Linked DNA regions of Homo sapiens: region 2 is linked to region 1. The links are chromatin contacts, found by Hi-C or POLR2A ChIA-PET in ENCODE. All regions are on one chromosome and are shown on one strand. Each heading gives the region's core, a stretch centred on a gene start or an enhancer-like site at or near the end of the contact. The rest is flanking DNA. Distances are from core to core; before and after follow the strand shown. Region 1 overlaps NAV1 (neuron navigator 1). Region 2 overlaps NAV1 (neuron navigator 1).

Region 1 (3,539 bases), core at 923-3,422:
GCAACACAAAGGCATGGGAGAGAAGCAGAAGACAGGATCAGGGGGAAGGAAAAAAAAAAAAAAAGCAGAAGCCAGAAAACAAGCAACCTCCCTGGTGCTGGGTCATCGTTTGTGTATGTGCTAGGGTGCCCTCAGTAAAAACAACAAAGCAAAACAAATATCCATTAATATATTTGCATAGCTGTGTTTACATTGTAGCAGGATGAATAAATATTTAGACAAAAAGAAGTTCTTAAATATCAGGGCAGAAAAATTCTGCAAGAAAATACTACATACAGGGGAAAGAGCGTGGGCTTTAGTGTCAAAAACTTGGGTTTGAACCTTCACTCCACCCCTTCCTCGATGGGTGACCCAGTCAAGTGGTATAATTTCTTTGAGCTTTGGCTTCCTTCCTTCCTTCTTTCCTTCTTTTCTTTTCTTTCTTTTCCTTTATTTCTCTCTCTCTCTCTTTCTTTCTTTCTTTCTTTCTCTTTCTTTCCTTTCTCTTTCTTTCTTCTTCTTTTTTTTTTTTTTCTGACAGAGTCTTGCTCTTCACCCAGGCTGGAGTGCAGTGGCACGATCTCGGCTCACTGCAACCTCCGCCTCCCAGGTTCAAGCGATTCTACCACCTCAGCCTCCCGAGTAGCTGGGATTATAGGTGCGTGCTAGCATGCCCGGCTAATTTTTGTATTTTTAGTAGAGATGGGGTTTCACCATGTTGGCTAGGCTTGTCTCGAACTCCTGACTTCAAATGATCTACTATCCACCTCGGCCTCCCAAAGTGTTAGGATTACAGGCGTGAGCCGTTGTACACCCGGCCCATGAGCTTCAGTTTTCTTATCTATAAAATAGGAATAGTAGCCAGGCACGGTGGCTCACACCTGTAATCCCAGCACTTTAGGAGGCCAATGCAGGAGGATGACTTGAGTCCAGGAATTCGAGACCAGCCTGGGCAACATAACAAGATCACCACCTCTACAAAAAAATTAAAAATTAGCTAGGCGTGGTGCCACATGCCTTTAGTCACAGCTACTCGGGAGGCTGAGGTGAGAGGATCCTTGAGCCTGGGAAGTCAGGGCTGCAGTGAGCAGTGATCGTGCCACTGCACTCCAGCCTGGTGACAAAGCGAGACCCTATCTCAAAATAAATAAACAAAATGAGAATAGCAGCATGTATCTTACAGGGTTGTTTCAAGGAAAAATGAGATGAAGTGATGAGCTCAGGCACAGAGTGGGAGCTCAGGAAGTGCTCAATCACACGGTTATTTTTGTTGGCCTTCTGTGACCAACCATTTGTTTTTATCTTAATCACCATTATTATGACTAGAATTGAAAGGCTATGCGATGAAATGGAAAGAACCTTGTTCCCGATGCCCAAAGACCTGGCTTCCATCCAGAGTAATGCACCTACTCTCTATGAGCCATGGGCAAATGATTAACCTAAGTCTCAGTTGCTCATCTGTAAAATGGGGATAACAATCTCTCCCTCACTGACCCGGTAGATGTCCTAAATGCTGAATACTCCCATCCCAACTCCCTGCCTGGCCTACTGTCTGGAGTGGGGCTACTTTCCACCTTCAAGGAAGGGAAGGGTTCAGTGATACCTGGATGCCCTTCCAAGCACCCCAATTCTACGTGACCATGTAGAAGACAGTGAAAGAAAATGCAGGCATGTGGAAGACAAAGCAAAGGGACATCCTCCAGGCTAATTTTCAGGCAAATTAATTTTGCCAAAGTCATGACTTCTGTTACCAGAAGCAAAGGGCAGTAGGGTGTCCTGACCCTAGTTACAGATGAAAACGTACAACAACCATTCCTGTAAATTTTACAGTGATGCAGCAATTCCATGTTGAGACTATATGAGGTCCTTTCAGAACATGAGAGTCACCAAGTCATAGAAGAGATACTTAAGGTGGCAGGATTGACTTGAGTTACTGCAGGCAGGTGGAGCTTTGGCAAAATACTGGATGCCTCCCAGGAAACCGTAAAATCTTTTGGGACCCATGAAGTTCAGAGAATTATTTTTGATGTCTAGCCTAAACCTTTCCTGCTGTAATTTTCAGTCCAGTCTCCCTGGTTCTGTACTCAGAGAGCAATTTAACTCACTGAGAAGATAACTGTCTCACCAGCTTCTAGGTTCACGCCAGGACTGGGGCGGCAGGCAGGAGAGCAGTGACTCACACCGACACTGTTTAATTCAGCTGTCTCACTGTCTACACTCCTTCCCGAGCTCTCGCCCCCAGTACTCTAAATCCCTCTGTGGTTTTGAAGCTGACTTTTCCAATAATACCAACAGCATCAGAGGAATGCTGCTACCATTTCTGCTTGGCCTGAGCCAGGCTTGTCAGGATGGGGAGGCTGGGTGAGGGGGCTGAGGGGGACTGGTGAAAGTCAGCAGGAGTGTGAGTAGGAGCTGAGGGGTAGCTGGTTTCCAGCCCTGTCCCCCTGGAGCATGCCCCAGCCAAGAGCAGCTCTCAAGGGGTGCAGAAGGCCTGGCTCTGTGGCCCAAGGCTGAAGAACTCTGGATGAGCTCATGGTAAAAAAAAAACCAAAAAAAAAAAAAACCAAAAAAAAAAAACATAGCTTAAGTCTAGGTGCAGTGGCTCAAGCCTGTAAACCCAGCACTTTGGGAGGCTGAGATGGTCAGGAGTTTGAGGCCAGCCTGGCCAACACGGTGGAACCCTGTCTCTACTAAAAACACAAAACAAATTAGCCAGCCTGGTGGCACACACCTGTAATCTCAGCTACTCAGGAGGGTGAGGTATGAGAATTGTTGAACTTGGGAGGCAGAGGTTCCAGTGAGCCGAGACCGCGCCACTGTACTCCCGCCTGGGTGACAGAACGAGACTCCATCTCAAAAAAGAAAAAACAAAAACAAAAACAAAAAAACTTAGAGAAGAACCGAATTGCAACTTTAAGAACAAGGAGTTTTTTAGGCCCAGTGGGGTCCAATTCTTTTTCTCCTGCCCTGGGAAGAAACATAAAGAAAAGAGCTTGAAACTGCAGCAGCAAGAAAGACTTAGGAAAGACTTTAGGAGGTGGCCTTGACAGTGATTTGGTGGAGAAAGAAGTCCTCTGATGCTGGTGGCATGTTCTAATTGGATTGGTGTTTTTTTTCATTTTAGACCCTTAAAAGGTGGACTTTTGAAAAACCATTCTCTCTGGTGGGTCAGTGGAAGGGTGGGTATGGGAAATATACCTGCGGAACCCATCCTGAGGTGCTCCAGAGAGGGGGCAGCTGATAACCTGAGCTGGCTGGAACTCAGAGGTTTCCAAAGGGCCTGTGGATCCCCTCCTCGACACCACCACTGAGGCTGCCATGAGGGAGTAGAAAGGGATGCTGGGCTAGGGGACTCTCCTGCTTTATCTAGCTTCAAGTTCAACTCTTTTAAATATTGGCCCTTCTCTTAGTCTGTTCTAGCTGCTTTAACAAAATTTTGCAGACTGGGTGGCTTTTAACAATAGAAATATACTTCTCACAAAGTTCCACAGGGTGGAAGCCCAAATTCAAGGTGCCAGGAGATGCAGTGTCTGGTGAGCACCTGCTTTCTGGTTCATATA
Region 2 (3,379 bases), core at 50-2,549, 110 kb before region 1:
TGTCCGGCTTAACGGAGGGACTGGGGGCTGGCTGCTCTGAGTCAGTGGCACCAGGAGGCTGGAGCTGCTACTTCTCTCCTACTCCTGTGAGTGAGTCATTTGGGGTGTGGCCCTCTCAGCAACTAAGCACTTTCTGGTGTCTTTGGCATGAGGCTGGTGGGTGACTTGGTGCTGAGAGATGTTCCAACAATTTCCTTGGATGGGGGAAGGCAGATGTCCAAGATTTCATCCGCTGGGTCCTAAACTGATAAGCCAAGCTCTGCCAGATCCCTGCTTCACTTGGGCTCCTGCTGGGGGCTTGGGGCTATGAGGGATGGCAGTAAGGGACAGATGTAAGGGGGTCCTGGAGCCCCCACCATCCACCTTTTTCCAGGACTTCCTTGGTCACCTCCCTTTCAGTAGTCAGGGTTCTGCTGGCCTGAGCAGAGGTAATCCCCAGAGAGTTTTGATTTATCTTACCATTTAAAATACTCGAGATGTCTGGGAGTAAAGGGCTGAGTGTCCAAGATGCGGGCATGGGCTGGGGATAGGGGGAGGAGTAGTACAAGGAAGGAGAAGGAGAAGGGTCATCTAAGCAGGAAGAACTACAGCCAACGGCTGAAAGCTACTTAAGACTAAGTGCAGTTCCACATCAGAGTTGCTGCAATCCCACAATGCACCGGGGTGACTGAAAGGTAGTGAGTTGGCCGGGCGCGGTGGCTCACGCCTGTAATCCCAGCACTTTGGGAGGCCAAGGCGTGTGGATCACTTGAGGCCAGGAGTTTGAGACTGGCCTGGCCAACATGGTGAAACCCCATCTCTACTAAAAATACAAAAATTAGCTGGGCGTGATGGCACACAGCTGTAATCCCAGCTACTCGGGAGGCTGAGGCAGTGGGCGACAGAATGAGACTCGGTCTTTAAAAATAATAACAAAATATTTTTAAAAAGCCTATGTTAAAAATAAAAAAAGAAAGGTAATGAGTTCTTTGTCATTGGTGGTATGTAAATATGTCCATGGGTGTGGTCCCATCCTCAGAATCCCAAATGGCCACACCCTGGGCTAAAGAAAGTCCTTTTCCACTGCCCCTGTGTCCCAACTTTGCTCTTAATTTTCCAGCCCCAGGAGTTGGAGAGGAATCTACTTCCAGTCTAACTGGGGAGGCTTCCTAGCCCTCACACAGCCTTCCTGCCCCACACCCCCCATGATTTCCCAATCTGGCTGTCTGTTCTGCCTCCCGCTGTCCCCAGAGCTTAGCCCAGCCCTCTGCCCCACTTGGAGCTGACAGCATGAGCTCATCTGGGCAGTCCAAGGAGCCAGCAAGGGAAATTCTGAGTCACAGCAGAGCCTGTGGCCAGGACTTTGCTCCAGAGAGAGGTGCCGTGGGAAGGCTGAGTGCCCCATGCAGCTGGAGGCTATGAGGTCTCTGCAGGGAGTGGGCTAGGGGGACACACCTAACAGGGCATGGAGCTGGGTGACACTGTGTGGGCCCTGTTGAGCACTCAAGCCTCCCTCAGTGGCTCGTAGAAGAGGCCAGGGGGCACCTAACTGACACAAGAGTGAAAAGACCCAGGTGTTGAGAAGGGAATTGATTCTAGACCCCTAGTTTAATGGAGACTTAGGAACAGGAAGAGAGCATTTAGTAAACCTTCTCTTGACAGATTGAGGAGACAGAGGTCTAATGAAGGAGACTGACTATCAAAGATCACACATTGAGCTGTGTAATGGCTTCCACTTCCTGGCTCCTAAGCTAGTGATTTTCAAGCTGATTTGCTGAAATGAAATGAAATGTTCAGGCACAAGCAGACAGAAGACAAAGCCAAGCTTCTCTTGTTGAGATAAATGGATTTCCTCCTCCTTCTGCAGTGGCTCCACGCATCAGGCCACCTGGCTGACCTGGCAGAGGTGTGGAGGGACCCGGGGGCCCTGCCCTCCAGAATGGGGTGGAGAGCCAGGAAGGCAGAGGGCATGACCCTCTCTGCAGCTCGAGCTTACCTGTGAGTCACCTGGGACCCTCGCAGGCTGGACATGGTCTCTTCCAGGTTCTGCCGGAGATCCAGGACATTCTGCACTGTCCTCTTTCTCTGGGACTCTGGGTCTGGTAGGGAGAGAAGGAAGAGCTGGGTGAGTGAAGAGAACTTAATGCTGGGATCCTGGGGGTCAGGAAGTGGAGATTGACAGTGTCCCCAGGAGGCTAGTCCCTGGGCCATGATAGTCACCTTCCTCCTCCCTTTCCCAAAGACAACCAACAGAATGGGCCCTCTCAAAGGCCCTGGACATGTGCCATTGAGCCCTCTGAACCCCAGATCCTGGCAGGGGGTACAGGCATGGCTTTCTGTGTCTGTGCACTCCTTTCAGAGCCCCCAAGGAACTGCCTCTACCTCTGGCTTTGTTTTGGGGAGGCCCTGCTTCTCATAGCAGAGGTCCTGGGCAAGATTTCTCGTGGTTGAGATGAGCTGGAACATCTGCCTGAAACCCCCTATCCAGGGTTGTGCTGGTAAATGTTTAACAACTGGCTTTCGGAGGAAGGGGACACCGATGTGTGGTGTTTGCCAATTTCCCTGGTATAAAGCCTCCTATCATGGCCACTTTCAATCTACCAATCTGATGTCACTGACCACAGAGTTAGGAAGAGGGGCTAACAATTGGCTCTGGGGAACTGGTACAAGCTGGCTTCAGTACACCTAAACCCAGGCACTGACTGGTAATATCTGGGGTTGCTCTATGGGGTCCCAGGAAGTTAGTTCAGATATAGTCTCCTAAAGGTGAGGTGGCTGGTGGGAGGTGGAAGGGATGAGCAGTCATTTTCTGGAGCTTGAAGTGAGCTCTGGGCAGTCCCCACACAAGTGGTGCAATCCTGAGTGAGAAGGATGCATGGGTGTGGCCCAATCCTCAGAATCCCAAATCACCAAGAGCCATTGTATTCAACCCTGGTGTCCAGATATTAGCCTGGACGGATGAGAATCTACAACAGCAAACAGGGTGAAAATAACGTCCAAATGACTGAGAGGTGCTTGAGCATGAAGGAACTCAAAGAATGTTCTTCCTTCCTTCAGTTCATCCAATGAATCTTTATCAAGCACTTACTTCACATCAGGCACCACCCTGGGCCCTAAGGACAGTATAATGAAGAGAAGCTGGCCCTGCCCCATGGCTTATCTTTCATTTTGGAACCTAAAGTCATGAATGGAACCAAGTCCCCCAGTACCTCCCTAAAAGACAATCTGCAGGAGAGAGTCAGGGAGTGACAGAAAGATGATGGCAAAACAACAGAGAAAACCCAAGAACTCTGGCTCTCCAGGCTGCTCCCTTTTCCCCTCCATCCGCAAGCCTTCTGCCGCTGCTGCAGAGGCCAAACGCCCCCTCAGTCCCTCCTCAGCCCACAGACTCAGCAGGAGT

What was found. A loop is a pair of places that touch in the nucleus more often than their neighbours do. ChIA-PET counts read pairs that join two places held with the same protein, here RNA polymerase II (POLR2A). Pooled maps may share reads with other maps.
Region 2: POLR2A ChIA-PET joins it to region 1 with 16 read pairs in AG04449. The contact joins two enhancer-like sites. A Hi-C loop is called at or near these places in 1 of 50 pooled maps. POLR2A ChIA-PET finds 5 or more read pairs at or near these places in 4 of 52 experiments (AG04449, GM10248, WTC11 and 1 more).

The regions. Positions count from the first base shown.
Region 1 is chr1:201,601,655-201,605,193 of GRCh38, reverse strand. The region is part of intron 2 of NAV1 (neuron navigator 1); the gene reads right to left. All of the region lies in intron 1 of LOC124904482 (a long non-coding RNA gene), which reads left to right. Among named protein-coding and RNA genes, the nearest start is that of NAV1, 64 kb to the right of the region's middle. Within about 2 kb of position 2,172, at least 3 of the 41 ENCODE cell types and tissues checked have a DNase peak (open chromatin) inside an H3K27ac peak, as active enhancers do.
Region 2 is chr1:201,711,516-201,714,894 of GRCh38, reverse strand. It overlaps NAV1 (neuron navigator 1), which reads right to left. Exons shown (of 34, transcript NM_001389617.1): 6 at 1,976-2,078. All of the region lies in intron 2 of IPO9-AS1 (IPO9 antisense RNA 1), which reads left to right. Among named protein-coding and RNA genes, the nearest start is that of MIR5191, 6.3 kb to the left of the region's middle. RefSeq lists enhancers at 1,140-1,434, 1,278-1,966. Within about 2 kb of position 1,299, at least 35 of the 41 ENCODE cell types and tissues checked have a DNase peak (open chromatin) inside an H3K27ac peak, as active enhancers do.